2 separate regions of the Homo sapiens genome follow, and region 2 is linked to region 1. Evidence: read pairs that join two places in POLR2A ChIA-PET (ENCODE). Cell type or tissue: MCF 10A. All regions are shown on one strand. Each heading gives the region's core, and the rest is flanking DNA. Links, peaks and the distances in the headings are about the cores only.

Region 1 (8,333 bases), core at 248-8,247:
TTGTTTAATAAATGATGTTGGAATAATATGGAAAAACAAAGCTACTAGCCTGGGCAACATGGCAAAATCCCATCTCTACAAAATACACGCACACAAACACACACAAACCCACATACACACACACAAGAAAAGCTAGCCGGGCATGGGGGGCGTGTGCCTGTGGTTGCAGGTACTTGGGAGGCTGAGGATCACTTGAGCCCAGGGAGGTCAAGACTGCAGTGAGCTGAGATCTCGCCACTGCACTCCAGCCTAGGTGACAGAGTGAGACCCTGTCTTTAAAAAAGAAAAGAAAGGAAAGAAAGAAACAGAGAGAGAGAAAGAAAGAAAGAAAGAAAAAGAAAGGAAGGAAGAAAGGAAGAAAGAAAGAAAGAAAGAAAGAAGGAAACAAAAGAAGGAAAGAAGGTAAGGAAGAAAGGAAGGAAGAAAGAAAGAAAGGAAAATAAAAATAAAGCTAGATCCCTGCCTCATCCCAAGTTAAACTCACAATCTTAGTTTCTTCCTATGTAAGATGAAATAAAAATAGTTCCCTGAACATAATAGTAGGGGTGAAGTAAGATTATGCATAAGAATTTCTTAGCCCAATGTCCAACTCATAGTCCCCACCCAATAAGTATTACCTCATATTATTATTAGTGTTATGATTAGTCCAGATGAATTATAATCTAAACATCTAATGACAAAATCATAGCACTACTGAAAATTTAGGCAAATACGTCCCTGATCTCAAGGTGGCAATGGTTTTCATAGAAGCAAAGGAAGAAACCAGCCAAGGCAGGGTGTACCAACAACCTTAAAATGTCCTTATCCTTTGACCCAGCAATTCCAATTTTATGAAGTTTATCCTAAGTATGTGCTCAGATAAATGTGCAAAGATGTTTGTGCAAAAGTGGCTATTGAATGTTTTTTATAACAGCAAAAAATAGGAACAACTTAAATGTCAAAAAATGAACGGTTAAAAAATTTTTAGGCTGTGCACAGTGGCTCACGCCTGTGATCCCAGCACTTTGGGAGGCTGAGGCGGACAGATCGCTTGAGGTCAGGAGTTCAAGACCAGCCTGGCCAACCTGGTGAAACCCCGTCTCCACTGAAAATACAAAAATTAGCTGGGCATGGTGGTGGGCACCTGTAATCCCAGCTACTGAGGAGGCTGAGGCAGGAGAATCACAGAGGTTGCATGAGCTGAGATCATGCCAGTGCACACCAGCCTGGGTGACAGAGTGAGATTCTGTCTCAAAAAACAAACAAAACTTTTGTTCGTCCACACAGTGGACTATGCTGCCACTAAAAATAAAAAATAATCTTACCAGCCGGGCACGGTGGCTCATGCCTATAATTCCAGCACTTTGGGAGGCCGAGGCAGATGAATCATTTGAGGCCAGGAGTTTGAGAGCAGCCTGGGCAACATGGTGAAACCCCCATCTCTACTAAAAATACAAAAATTAGCTGGGTATGGTGGCACATGCCTGTAGTCCCAGCTACTCAGTAGGCTGAGGCATGAGAATCGCTTCAGCCTAGGAGGTGAGGTTGCAGTGAGCCGAGACTGCGCCACTGCACTCCAGAATGGGAGACAGAACGATACTCTATCTCAAAAAAATAAAAATAAAAAATCTTGCTGAACATTAATTGATTGATTGGGAAGAAATACTTAGATAAGAGTGCTAACTATGACCAAAGAAGTATATATTGTATGATATCTTAAATATACCAAAATGTACACCAAAAGGGTTATCTCTGTGTGAGGGAGTAACTTAGTTCTTTTTCTTTATTCTTTCCAAACTCACTATAATAAACCTGCTTAAATTACAATTCTACCAAATTTAATAGGGATTTTTTTTTCTTTGAGACAGGGTCTTGCCTCATTGCCCAGGCTGGAGTGCAGTGGCATGATCTTGGCTCACTGCAGCCTCGACCTCCCAGGTTTAATCAAACCTCCCACCTCAGCCTCTCAAGTAGCTGGGACTACAGGCACATGCCACTATGCTGGGCTAATTGTTGTGTTTTTGTTTTGTTTTGTTTTTATTTTTTGTAGAGATGGGGTTTTACCATGTTGCCCATGCTAGTCTCAAACCCCTTGTCTACCTGTCTCAGCCTTCCAAAGTGCTGGGATTACAGACGTGAGTCAGCCACCATGCCCAGCCTTAATAGGGATTTTAAAAGTTCATTTTACAATTTTTAAAAATTGAGGTCTGGGCTGGGTAGCTCATGCCTGTAATCTTAGGGGTTTGGAAGGCTGAGGTGGAAAGATTGCTTGAGGCCAGAAGTTTGAGGCCAAAGTGAACTATGATCTTGTCACTGCACTCCAGCCTGGGCAACAGAACAAGACCTTGTCTCTAAAAAAAAAAAAAAAAAAAAAAAAGTAAAAATTGGTGTATTTCCAATTTTTTGTGCATTTAAAAGTCAATTATTGAACAGAGGTTTTCCAAAAGATACTCCTTTTTTTTGAGTCAGAATCTCGCTGGAGTGCAGTGGCACAATCTCAGCTCACTGTAACCTCTGCCTCCTGGGTTCAAGCAATTCCCCTGCCTCAGCCTCCCGAGTAACTGGGACTACAGGCGAGTGCCTCCACGTCCAGTTAATTTTTTTTTTTTTTTTTTTGTTTAGTAAAGACGGAGTTTCACCATGTTGGCCAGGCTGGTCTTGAACTCCCAACCTCAGGTAATCCACCCACCTCGGCCTTCCAAAGTGCTAGGATTACAGGTGTGAGCCACCGCACCTGGTCTACAAAAGATACTTCTCACCTTTGTTTCTCAAACTAGGGTAAATCTGTGGCATCTGCTAATAGGTCATCACAAGAACATGTGCACAATTTACTTGACTAATCCTCCCTTAGACATTACTTTTATATGAAAACAAATCCAAATGAATTATAAGATAAATATGAAATGCTTATGGTTTCTTTTTCCAGATAGAGCAAGAGACCAGGCAGCCGTCAACCCCCAGATGGCGGCTGCTTCAGGCAGGTCCCTGTCCATGAGCTCTGCCTTAGCTGCTTTGGAGAGGAGGAGGGGCCTGGTGCAAGCCCACGGCACTGCAGTGACATTTGTCCCCACACCCGGGGAAGTGGCCAGCGGAGCCTTATGTTTTCTTGAAAGTTCAAAGTCTCAGGTGTCACAAGTCCCCTCAGCCAAAGATTCCTCAGGTGGAGCCTTGCTTCCCAGAAGCCTCCAAAACAAACAGCAGTAAGTAAATGAGACCCGAGAAGCTGGCAGGCAGCCAGCTTGGGGCAGGATGCAGGGCTGGGGGTGGCGGGAGTGTAGAAGAGGCTGAGGGCTCCCAGCACACCGGCCTGCTGGGGCAGCTCCTTTCCAAGGACCTCATGCTTCCCTCAGCAGCCGGTGCCTCTGGGCAGGACAAGGCGCACAAAATGGGAATGCAGGCTGCCTGAGTGAAACTTGGCTGGGTCTGGGAGCAGGCTGGGCTGGCAGGAATGCTGTGAAGCTGGCAAATTCTGTGCAGGGTGAGGCAGGGCTCATACCAGCTGCCCGCATAATGCCAAGGCCTAGGGTGCTGACTGTGGGTCATCTCACCAGGGCAACCTGTGTCCCAGGCTGCTCAGGAAACAGACGCCCAGGGGCCGAGCCTTGGCGTGTCTCGCACTTTCTGGGCCTCTGAGTCCACGGATGTTAGCCCACATCAAAGAAAGAGGCTCACCATTCAGGGGCATGGCGGGGCAGTGAACTTCCCACAAGCTCTCCCTGCTCTCACCATGGGCTGCAGCCTTGACCTTGGCTTTGTTTATGAGGGAGATGGTGAGGAAAGCCTTCCAGCAGGGGGGACGTGTCGGGGAGGCCACAGGACAGCCGGCATTCATGGAGCTTTTACTCCAGGTCAGACCCTGTAATAGCTGCAGACATGCATTTTCTCACATTTCTCGTCACAATTGCTGGATTATCTCCATTTCACAGGTGAGGAAACTCAGGCTTGGAAACAATCAGTGGAGATAGAGGAAGGTCACACAGCTAGTGAATTGCTAGCTAGGGGTGGACGGATATACACTCACATCCACCATGCTCCTGAGCTAGGCGCTTCCATTGCCCCAGCCCTGTGTCATTACGGAGCCCACCTCTAGGCCCAGCCACTGCCACCCTCCAGGCCCCTCTCAGCCCATAGCCCCCCTGTGCTCCCCTGCCTTGCATCCTTGATCAAGTCCTCAGGGATCTGCCCAGTTTCCTCTCTTTGAGAAAGCTGTCACTCCCCTCTCTGGCTAGGACATGGCTGAAGGTGGAGTGCTGACCTCTCCTCCTCTTCTTCCAACACAGGCTCATGGGCCTCTCCTCCCTGCTTCCCTGGGTTAGTTTTCCTCTGGAAAATCAGGTAAGTGATCATCAAAATAGCAAGCATGAGTTTACAAAGGTTCTAGAACCAAGCTGAGCCCTCATACGCGCTCCCTGGTTGGTGGTCCCTGACTGCCTCTGAGAAGGACATTGGAAGCCCAGGTGGAATGTGAACTCTACATTTATTTCTAAGAGTTTAGAGTTTACTAAGACCCCCACTTTTACCCCCACCCAATTCTTTCCTTCCCCTAGCCCCTTTGTTTGGTCTCTTTTGGTGGCCAGAGGTAGTGAAGGCAGGAGGGCTCACACTTTCTTGGGTGGGCTATTTGCTTCTCTGTGTTTTCCATTCCATCCCACCCCAGCCTCCCCCTGTTCCCAAGGAAGCCAAAGATGGGGCATTAGATTTGCGTGTTTTAGTCTTCTATCTTCGCATGAGCAATGGCCAGACCCTAATTAACCCTAGAGATGAAAGCTGTCTCAGAATCCACCTGGGAGACCATACCTTAAAAACATTGAAGAGTGGGGCCTACTGATTTTGTTTTCTAAGCTAAGTCAAAGGTTCGAAACAATAAATCTTTCTCTACGCAGGAGGAGCAGTGCTATTAGCTCATGGCTGCTGAGCCCATTGGATTTCACCCACAGCTGTGTGTGGGTCAGCAAGGTGGCAGCTTAGAGATGCAAAAGTGGGAAGGGGTCTGGGCATGGTGGCTCACATCTGTCATCCCAACACTTTGGGAGTCCAAGGCAGGAGGATCACTTGAGCCCAGGAATTTGAGACCAGGCTGGGCAACATAGTGAGACCCCATCTCTACAAATTTTTTTTTTTTTAACTAAAAACCAAGTGAGAAGGGAAACTATTTCACAGAGTTGTTGAGTGAATTCACTAGACAACACTTATGCCATTCCTGGTACATAGAGAGCACCAAATACATGTTAGCTGTGATTATGCTGTGGAATCATGATTCTTTGGGGCCCCTGACACTCACTGAACAATATGAAAATGTTCTATTTTCTGTACGTCACTTTCCTCTTTCTGTCCATAAATTTCCTTCCACCATGTGGCTGCGCTGGAGTATCTCTGAATCTGCTGTGATTTGGGGGCTGCCTGACTGTTCATTGCTCAATTAAACTCCTTTAAATTTAATTTGGCTGAAGTATTTCTTTTAACAATGCAAAGTGCCGTATGGGTTGACTTAGGGATCAAACCCAGCCCAGGCCTCCCTGGGGAGGTAACGCTGAAGCGGAGTCTCAGGATGAGAAGGATTTAGCCAGGGGCTTTGCAGCAACTTTGGGCATTTTCCAAGAGCTTAGTTGGGCTAAAGGGTTGGCCTTGGTTAGGAGGGTAGACCATTCAAATGTACCTCAATGGATAAATGGATTTTAAAAATGTGGTATATACGTACAATGCAATATTATTCAGCCTTAAAAAATCCCGACATTTTCGGCAACATGGATGAACCTGGAGGACATTATGTTAAGTGAAATAAGCCAGATACAGAAAAACAAATACTGTATAATGTCACTTATATGTGAAATCTAAAAAAGTTGAACTCATAGAAGCAGAGAGTAGAATTGCTGTTGCCAGCAGCTCAGGGGCGGGAAAATGGGGACATGTTGGTCAAAGGGTACAAAGTTTCAGTTATGCAATATGAATAAGTTGTGGAGATCTAATGTATAGCGTGGGACTATAGTTAACAATTCTGTATTATATACTGGAAATTTACTAAGAGGATAGTTTTTTTTTTTGAGATGGAGTCTCACTCTGTCATCAGGCTGGAGTGCAGTGGTGCGATCTCAGCTCACTGCAACCTCCGCCTCCCCGGTTCAAGCGATTCTCCTGGCTCAGCCTTCCGAGTAGCTAGGACTACAGGCACGCGCCACCACGCCAAGCTAATTTTTGTATTTTTAGTAGAGATGGGGTTTCACCATGTTGGCCAGGATGGTCTCAATCTCTTGACCTCGTGATTCGCCTGCCTCAGCCTCCCAAAGTGCTGGGATTATAGACGTGAGCCACCACATCCGGCTGAGGATAGATCTTAAGTGTTCTCATCTCTCACACACACAAAGAAGAAAATAGTGACTGTATGAGGTGATGGATATGTGAATTAGCTTGATGGTAGTGATCATGTCATAATGTGTACATATATCAAAACATCAAGTTGTACACCTTAAATATACACAATTTTTATTTGTCAATTATATCCCAATAAAGCTGTTTTTGTCTTTTGTTTTTAAAAAAAGAGTTCAAAGTTCTAATACCTAAATTACTTTTCCAGGCCTGGTTAATTCCCATTCTCTTGCCAGTAACTTTTAGTAGAAAGAAGGACAGTCTCCCCTCTCCCTTCCCAATCCTCCCCTCCACCCTAGCCCTTGTCCCAATACAGAGGCTTTGATGAGTTCTGCTCTGAAGTGCCCAGTGGTCAATAAGCACCAAGAATCCTGACCCAGCCAGGCATTATCTCCCGGCAGGCTTGCTTTTCACCAAGGCCTCCTGGTACTCACATGTTGAAGTTATTTTATCTTGCCTTCAAAGCTTGTAGTGATCAGAGGTATTAAACTCTGGAGCCAACAGCTAATATTTGTTGAGCAAAATCTCATGCAATCTTTGTAGCAGCCCTGTGAGAGAGGTTCCCCCGCTATCAGCCTGATTTACAGAACAGAAAAGTCACTTGCCTGAGATTACACAGCAAGCCGAGAGGCTGAGATTCAGATTCATACATCTGACTCCCGAGTGCTTGGGTTTAACCCTCGAGCTCCTGTCTCTTGGCAGACCCCGTGGATCAGTCCGCTAAAGTTGACCCGAGGAATTTCCCTCCTTCACCTCTGAGCTTATATCCAATCCTCGATCTTCAAGTTTTCATCACTCCTGGGATATTTCCCTTTAGAGGCAGCTGATTCACAGACCCATGGAGTCAGAAGTTTACATTTTACTGACAGATCAATTAGTTCCCAAGGGAGGATGTAGAGTCCTACCTTGCAAGAAACCCCAAGGACCAGCAGGTCTCTCTGCTCCAGTGTCCCTGGGCCCCTTGTCAGCCATGGCCAGGGTTGGGACAGGCAGAAACCAGCCTGAGAAAAGCACGGAAAACAATGTCCAGTGCCATGATCAGGGGTGGGTCCGGTGGGCTGCTTCCTGGCATGCTGATCTATGCTGGGGCTCAAACATCACTGGAGCGAGTGTGGAACCAGATGACGCAGTTCCTATGCACGTCTCCTCTCAACTGTGATGTGAAACTTGGTCTAGCTTCTGCCAAAGAAAACACAGCCATTGAGTAGGAATAAAATTTGTTCCTGGTCCACTCATTTCTATTGAAAATGTTCTCACAGGCTGCCTGGTACAACTTTTCCTGAAGTGGGCTGTGCCATGACAGGAGCTGTTTCCAGGGAATAAGTGGTTTATTAACTGAATTTAAAACACTTTGAGAGGCTGGGTGTGGTGGCTCACGCCTGTAATCCCAGCACTTTGGGAGGCCGAGGTGGATGGATCACGAGGTCAGGAGTTCGAGACCAGTCTGACCAATATGGTGAAGCCCCATCTCTACTAAAAATACAAAATTTAGCCAGGCATGGTGGTGCATGCCTGTAATTCCAGCTACTCAGGAGGTTGAGGCAGGAGAATCTCTTGAACCCGGGAGGCAGAGGTTGCTGTGAGCCGAGATCGCACCACTGCACTCCAGCCTGAGTGACAGAGTGAGACTATGTCTCGAAAACAAAACAAAACAAAAACAAACACTTTGATGGGTTGAGTTCCGTGGCTAATGCCTGTAATCCCCACACTTTGGGACACCAAGGCGGGAGGATTGCTTGAGGCCAGTTTGAGACCAGCCTGGGCAACATAGGGACACCCAGTGTGGTGTTATGAAATAGATTGGTTTTCGTCCAAGAGGGTTCCTGGCTCATAACTCCCATAGCCCTTGTTTCAGTCTTTTGTTAGAATGTTGGGTGCATTAGGCCTCAGGGGCAGCCTCTGACCTTCTCCCTAGCTCTTTTCACTCTAACATTCCCTCGCCTTTCTGATTGTGGATTTTAAGACTCTCCCATGCAAGGGTCCCACCCTAT
Region 2 (8,333 bases), core at 77-8,076, 90 kb after region 1:
TGGAGATAGAACATTTAAAAAGATAGTTAAGGTTAAATTAGGTCATAGGGGAGTAGGTTGGGTCCCTAATCCATGTGACTGTCTTTGGAGATAAGTCTTTACAGAAGTGACTAAGTTAAAATGAGACCCATAGTATAGGACCCTAATCCAATATGACTAGTGTCGTTATAAAAAGAAACAGCCAGGCGTGGTGGCTCATGCCTATAATCCTGCCACTTTGGGAGGCCAAGGCAGGAGGATCCCTTGAGCCCAGGAGTTCAGGACCAGTCTGGGCAACATAAGGAGACCCTGTCATTAAAAAAAAAAAAAGAAAGAGAGAAAGAAAGACACTAGGGATGCATAGGCACAGAGAAAAGGCCATATGAGAACACAATAAGATGTCCGCCTGCAACCAAGGGAAGAGGCCTCAGGGAAAATGAAACCAAATTTAAAAATTAAAATCTTCCCAGCAGCCGGGCGCGATGGCTGACACCTGTATTCCCAGCACTTTGGAAGGCTGAGATGGGTGGATCGTTTGAGGTCAGGAGTTTGAGACTAGCCTGGCCAACATGGCAAAACCCTGTCTCTACTAAAAATACAAAAATTAGCCAGAGGTGGTGGTGTGCACCTGTAATTCCAGCTACTCGGGAGGCTGAGGCAGGAGAATCACTTGAACCCGGGAGGCGGAGGTTGCAGTGAGCTGAGATAGCCCCACTGCACTACAGCTCGGGCGACAAAGTGAGACTGTGTCTCAAACAAATAAACAAACACATCTTCCAGTCCATGAACACAGGTGTCTTTTCATTTCATCCATATTGATATTACCAAGGGTAATTACCAATTTATCACAGATTTAGTTTTAGAAGTTTTTGTTTTTTTATAATAAGCATTTATATATTCCTACATATAGATAACAACACAAAACCTATATATACAAATAAATACACATATATATAAATAAATATACCCACATACATATGTTTTTGTGTATGTACACATATACACATATATTTCACCTCACTACTTCTTTTTTTGGGGGATCTTTTTCTTTTTTTCTATCTCCCTCTGTCACCCAGGCTGGAGTGCAGTGGTGTGATCTCTGCTCACTGCAACCTCCACCTCCCGGGTTCAAGCGATTCTTCTGCCTCAGCCTCCTGAGTAGCTGGGGTTACAGGCACCCAGCACCACACCTTTTGTACTTTTAGTACAAAAGGCTAATTTTATACTTTTAGTAGAGATGGGGTTTCACCATGTTGGCCAGGCTGGTCTTGAACTCCTGACTTCGGGTGATCCGCCCACCTCAGCCTCCCAAAGTGCTGGGATTACAGGCAGGAGCCACCCTACCCAGCCTCATCTCACTACTTCTTGAAACTCACTTATTCCTCACAGATACATTTTTCTTCTTATTGGAATGTGTCTTTATTTCATAAAGAGTCTAGTTTGGCTGGACATGAAATTCTAGGTTTATTTCCCCTTAATGTCTGAAGAGGTATTGTTTGTCTTTCTTAAAAAAATTTTTTTTGGCCGGATGCAGGTGGCTCACGCCTGTAATCCCAGCACTTTGAGAGGCCAAGGCAGGCGGATCACCTGAGGTCAGGAGTTCGAGACCAGCCTGGCCAACATGGTGAAACCATGTCTCTAGTAAAAATACACAAATTAGCTGGACATGGTGGTGCGCACCTGTAATCCTAGCTATTCTGGAGGCTGAGGCACAAGAATCACTTGAACGCAGGAGGCAGAAGTTGCAGTGAGCTGAGATCACACCACTGCATTCCAGCCTGGGTGACAGAGTGAGACTCTGCTTCAAAAAAAAAAAATTTTTTTTTTTAGAGAATTCACTGTGTTGCCCAGGCTGGAGTGTAGTGGCTAGTCACAGGCACACTACAGGCTCACATTCGTGAGCTCAAGTGATCCTCCCACCTCAGCCTCTTTCAGTAGCCCAGCTCTGTGTTTGTCTTCTTACATCTAACATAGCTGATGAGAGCTCATCTCAATCTGCCTTTCTTTCCTTTATAGATAATAGTTTTTTACCTCCAGGGAAGGATATAGAATTTTCTCTTTGGTGTTCTGTAATTTACTACCATGTGTCTAGATGGAGATGAGCAGAGAGGGAGGAGTAGCTGAGAGGGTCTGTGGAGGTTCAAGCCCCCGGCTCTCTCACACTCTACCTACTCTACTTCCTCCAGGGTGGAGCCTTTTTGATCCCACCTTCTTGTGAGAACAGTAACCTTCTTTCCAATCCCATATGCTTTCTGCCCTTCAGGGATCTCATACAATTTCTGACCCAGTAGGGGTTTCTCTTTTGTTTTGAGCTTGATTGCAGATTTATTTTATTTTTGAGTTGTATTTTCAAATGCTAAAGCTAAAACTATGAAACATTTGCAAGAAAACACAGTATCTCTAGTATCTTAGATTAAGCAAAGATTTCTTACAAAAGCATGAACCACAAAAGAAAAAAATGGATAAATTTGGCTTCATTAAAATGCAGATCTGTTCTTCAGAAGACACTTGTCAAGAAAATGAAAAGATAATCTATACACTAGGAAGAGATATTTGCAAAACACATATCTGATAAAGGACTTGGAAGAATATGTTAAAAAAAACTCTTCAAATATAATAACTAGAACCAAAGATTCAATTTCTTTTCTTTTAAGAGACAGGATCTCGCCCTGTTGCCCAGGGTGGAATACAGTGGCATGATCAGAGTTCACTGCAGCCTTGAACCTCTGAGTTCAAGGCTCCTGCCTCAGCCTCCCAAGTAGCTGAGACCACAGGCATGAGCCACCATGCCTGGCTAATTTTTAAATTTTTGGAGAGACGGGATCTCACTATGTTGCCCAGGCTGGTCTTGAACTCCTGGTCTCAAGCCATCCTTCTGCCTTGGCTCGGCCTCACAAAGAGCTGAGATTACAGGCTTGAGCCACCACATCTAGCCTTAAATAATTCATTTTTTTAAGTGAGGAAAATATTTAAACAGACTCTTCCTCAAATAAAGGGTATGCATGACAAATAAGCACATGAAAAGCTGTTCAACATCATTCTTCTTTATTTCCCCCCCACCCAGAGTCTCACTCTGTCACCCAGGCTAGAGTGCAGTGGTGCAATCACAACCTACTGAAGCCTTGACCTTCCAGGCTCAAGCAATCCTCCCACCTTAGCCTGGGACCCCAAGTAACTGGGACCATAGGTGTGCACCACCATGCATGCTTGTGGTCCCAGCCAATTCTTCCATTTTAATTTTTTTGTAGAGATGGGGTCTCCCTATGTTGCCCAGGCTGGTCTGAAACTCCCAGGCTCAAGCGATCTTCCTGCCTTTGCTTCCCAAAATGCTGGGATTACAGGCATGTACCAATGCACCTGGCCATCATTAGCTTTAGGGAAATGCAAATTAAAACCAGAATGAGATACCACTACCCATCCACTGGAATGACCAAAATTAAAAGGTGCTGGTGAGGAGCTAGGGCAACTGGAACTCTCATTCATTACTGATGAGAACGCAAAATTGTACAGCCTCTTTGAAAATAAATTTGGCAATTTTTAACAAAGTTCAATATATGCTTACCTTATAAACCAGCAATCCTGCTCTTAGGCATTTACACAGGAGAAATGAAAACTTATGTCCACACAAAGATCTGTTTGTGAATATTTGTAGTTATTGTATTTATAATCACCAGAAACTAGAAACAATCCCCATGCCCATCAATTGGTGAATGGATAAACAAATCATGACAACTTTAAAAAAATATGTATATATATACATACTTTTATTTTTGTAGAGAGGAAGTCTATGTTGCCCAGGCTGGCCTCCAACTCCTAGCCTCAAGGTGATCCTCCTACCTCAGCCTCCCAAAATGCTGGGATTATAGGAGTGAGCCACTGCACCTGGCAACAATCATCACACTTTGATACAATGGAACACAACTTAGAAAAAAAAAAAGCTTCAGATATACACAACATAGGTGAATCTCAAAAGCATTATGCTAAGTAAAAGAAGCCAGACTCAAAAAGTTCCCTTATATAAATCCTGCCAAACGGCATTTTGGAAAAGGCAAAACTGTAAGGACAGAAATCAGATTTGTGGTTGCCAGTGGCTGGGAGCTGCGGGGAGGGAATTGACTGCAAAGGGACAGGAGAGAACTTGCGGGTGTGATGGAAATGTTTTATCTCTATTATGGGGATTATATAACTGTATGCGTTTGTCAAAAGCCATAAGCTTATAAAAGGAATGAATTTTTATAGGTAAGTTATGCCTCAATAAATTCTGACACTAAAAATGTGTTTCTCCCTACTGTGATTTGAAGGACTTGAGCCAAAAGAGAAAGCTGTAGCTTGTGTTCAGTGGGTCATCCTGAAATGGCACTCAGCCCAAGATTTGTAAACAGCACTTAAGTATTAGTTCCTTTTCCAGAAGCCCCATTCAGTGGTCCTCTCTGAGCAACGAGTGTCAGTCTTGTTTTCCAGTAAGATTGTAAATTCTGTGAATATGAGAACTAAAGTGATCGGCCGGTCTGGTTTGCCCGGCCTGGGGGCCAGCCAGCCTGGGACTGTTTGGGACTCCTTTTTAAATCCTCCTATGATATCTAGCAGAGGAATGGGCACAAACTTGTTGGCATAGAGAGGTCTAACCTGCTTGTAACTAGGGTTGCAAGTAACCAAGCTGAATGGCCCAAGGGTTACCAAGAGTGAAGACCCACCTCGACAAACTCCAAATTCCTAGACATCGCTGGAGACTCACCCTTCCGCCAGGGCTCAGCTTTCAGGCTTGCAACATCTCTTAGACATTTCCTCTGTTGGCATAATATGATTTAATCTCTTTGTAGTTACGTTTCTTTTTCTGAGACAGGGTTTTGCTCCGTCACCCAAGCTGGAATGCAGTGTTGCAATCTTGGCTCACTGCAACCTTTGCCTCCCCTGCTCAAGCAATCCTCCCGCCTCAGTCTCCCGAGTAGCTGGGACTACAGGCATGTGCCACCATGCCCAGCTAATTTTTGTATTTTTTTGTAGAGACAGGATTTTGCCATATTGCCCAGGCTGGAATAGTTCAGTTTCTTCATCTGTTAAAATACAGATCACAATATCCACATTTTGAGGAAGGGAAAGGAATTTTGTACTGTTAACAGTTTACTACTGAGATTGTAAGGGTTAAGTTTGCCTGCATCTTATTTATTAAGGTTGGTGCAAAAGTAAATTGTGAATTTGGGCCGTGAATTTTAAATCATAACTAGGCTCAAACACATCTTTATTAATCAAAATAGAAACCATTAGAAGCAACACATTTTTGCTAACAAGAAATAAGTTTGTTTATTCTTGTAGCATAAAAATCCATGCTTCAGGATTCGACGGACTTCTCAGAAAGCATTTTCTGCATCCTACTGGTTGTGGAAGCATTTTCCCTGCAAAAAGTTGTCAAGATGCTTGAAGAAGTAGTAGTCGGTTAGCAAGAAGTCAGGTGAATCTGGTGGATGAGGCAAAACTTCATAGCCCTATTTGTTCAACTTTTGAGGAGTTGGTTGTGCGACGTGCGATCGGGCATTGTTGTGAAAGAATTGGGCCCTTTCTGTTGACCAATGCTGGCTGCAGGCATTGCAGTTTTCGGTGTATCTCATCGATGTGCTGAGCATACTTCTCAGATGTGATGGTTTCACTGGGATTCAAAAGCTATAGTGGGTCAGACCAGCAGCAGACCACTAAAAATCCATGACCTTTTTTTGGCACAAGTTTGTCTTTGGGAAGTGTTTTGGAGCTTCTTCTCAGTCCACCCACTGAGCCAGTCGTCACCAGTTGTATAAAATCCACTTTTCCTCACACATCACAATCCAATCGAGAAACAGTTCCTTGTTGTTGCACAGAATAAGAGAAGATGACGCTTCAAAATGACGATTTTTTTATTTTCGCTCAGCTCATGAGGCACCCACTTATCAAGCTTTTTCACCTTTCCAATTTGCTTCAAATGCCAAACGACTGTAGAATGATCGAAGTTGAGTTCTTGGGCAACTTCTCGTGTAGTTGTAAGAGGATCAGCTTCGATGATTGCTCTTAATTGGTCATTGTCAGCTTCTGAAGGCCAGCCCCTACTTTCTCATCTTCAAGCTTCTCGTCTCCTTTGTGAAACTTCTTGAACCACCACTGCATTGTACATTCGTTCGTTAGCAGCTCCTGGGCCAAATGTGTTGTTGATGTTGTGAGTTGTCTCCGTTGCTCTATGACTTATTTTGAATTCGAATAAGAAAATTACTCAAATTTGCTTTTTGTCTAATATCATTTCCATAGTCTAAAATAAACACAAAATAAACAGCAAGTAATATGTCATTAGCAAAAAAAAAGCAAGAAATTCCCATTAAAAGGATGTATAACATAACCACATTTATATAAGAATGTATTCCAAAATCAAACAGCAAATTCCAATAATAAGAACACCGCAATTACTTTTGCAGTCACCTTAGTCTTTGCAGAAGCCCTTGAAGGAAGGAATCCTTGTCCCCGCTTTACAGTTCTAGCTACAGAGGCCTGGGGATGCTAAACAGCTTGCCCAGAGCTAAACAGTCAACACAAGGCAAGTTGGGATTCAAACCCAAGTCCTTCCAGTTGCAAGCTCAGGTATTGGGGTACCTTCCAAACACCAGGATAACTAACATAGGATAGAAGGAACTCAAAATGCTGTTTCTGCCCTGTCTTCCCCTTCTTTCCATTCCCCAAAAATGAACAAAAATTTTTCTCCCTACAGGTGAATCTATCAGCCAATGAATCAAGTTCACTATATTTAGGTTTTCATGAGTAGGAACTGGGAAAAGAGAAACTTTTCTTGGGCCAGGAGAGAATGGAAAGGCTGGATGGACATAACTGCTGGGCTGGGAGTGGAGATGGAGGGGCCAGAGAGAGACTGGCTTCTGTCTGAACCGCTGATGATCCTGTCTGGACTGTGAGCTTCTGGGAGCTCCCTCCTATCTGGTCTCCTTTGTTACCGGTATCCCTGTACTTGGAGGATGCCCCATGTGGGATTACCCTGTAAACTGTAGTTGGTGACAGAGCAAGCCCAAGCAGGCCCTGGTGTCCTCCTCAAGGACCTGCAGTCTCATGAGGTGGTACGTGCCTGGCAAGGCCTCCGGAGCAGGTCCCGGGAGGTCAGCAGCTGGCAGGAATCCTACAAGCCAGCACGTGAGATGGTAGGAAAGAATTCTGAACCCCTGAGTGCCTGGGAATGGAACATTCTGCCTTGCCAGCTGTGATCCCCCCACCCCCTTCCTTGGCAAAACTAAATAGTTAAGTGCATCTTGACAGCAAACCCAAATTTAACTTTGCTTCCTTCTGCAATGAAAGTCCAGCTGAGTTGGGAAGGGAGAGGCCCTTGAAAGGTATTTCCACCTTGGCTTGACTTATTAGGTTAGTAGAAATGGACTTGTTGTTCTTACTGGTAGGTTATTAAAACCCTCAGGGAATGTGCAGAAGGCAAATTTAGTCTGAGGAGCCCAGTAGGCCTAGGAGACGCTGAATAAAGAGTCTAGTTGTTTGGATAGCTGGAATGTTGGGGAGAGGCAGCTTTTCACTGAAAGCTGCCCCCAGGTTGTGCCCTGTGGCTCCCAGTGGCCCCACCCTGAGAGGGTCTGCATGTGACGCCTGCTATCTGCTCAGCGCCTATCTCTTCCTGTGCCTAGGTGGCTCCTCCCCCACTGTCTGTTAGACTGAGAAGCTCAGCTGGCCTCTTGCCCCTTGGACTTGATCTCCACTAAAGTCTCTTCAGACTGAGGAGTGCAGGAGGAAAGGGAGGGATGAGAGTGGGTGGCAGGGAGGTGGGAGAATGCTGCATCTGGCATATCCTGATGCTCTTGAGAAGTGAGCCCTCAGCAGGGCGGAGCAGGCTCCCAGTGCGGAGGCTTGGAGGGAGGAGGCGGTGCTGCAACCTGTCACCTTAAAGGGTTTGATTGAGCTGCTGACTCAGAAGCACAGGGCTGATTACCCATAATTACAGCCCCATGTGGTAGTCTTGTCAAAATGCAGAGACCTCCTTAGTCCCAGAGCTCTTCCCCCTACCCCTTCTAAGTAGAAGCTGCCTTTCCAGAAAACAAATCTTCAGACCTGCCCACGCAAAACCCCACAAAGTCAAGAATCACCTTTCTAGAAAGTATTCTCTCTCCTGGAGCCCAGGGGACTTTCCCAAACACAGCCATGATCATTTCAACCTCCTCCAGATCTTTAGCAAGACCTACGAGGCCTGCCGGTCTGGCTCCTGCCCGCCTCTCAGCCTCACCTCACACCTGTGACCTCCATACCTAGCCCCTGAGTTAATGCAATAAATAGTGTTGAATGCCTGCTGTGGGCTAGGCATCACTCTAGGCATTGAGGATACTCCAGTGAAC

Evidence for each region. ChIA-PET counts read pairs that join two places held together with the same protein. Peaks named below come from ENCODE experiments on the same cell type or tissue, not always from the same donor. Only the 100,000 strongest peaks of a DNase experiment are listed, where the experiment ranks them.
Region 2: POLR2A ChIA-PET joins it to region 1 with 13 read pairs; 7 of 35 experiments call an interaction of 5 or more read pairs at or near these places.

The regions. Positions count from the first base shown.
Region 1 is chr1:211,638,804-211,647,136 of GRCh38, reverse strand. NTRAS (non-coding transcript regulating alternative splicing) reads right to left here and starts at 7,329. Exons shown (of 3, transcript NR_131925.1): 1 at 7,248-7,329; 2 at 6,777-6,918. RefSeq lists an enhancer at 3,711-4,546. In MCF 10A, for the core only: no CTCF peak of the experiment used is centred there; DNase peaks (open chromatin) are centred at 3,356, 7,156, 7,506 and 8,146.
Region 2 is chr1:211,548,271-211,556,603 of GRCh38, reverse strand. LOC107985261 (a long non-coding RNA gene) reads left to right here and starts at 8,324. Exons shown (of 3, transcript XR_001738449.1): 1 at 8,324-8,333. RefSeq lists a silencer at 7,561-7,968. In MCF 10A, for the core only: no CTCF peak of the experiment used is centred there; DNase peaks (open chromatin) are centred at 4,353 and 4,773.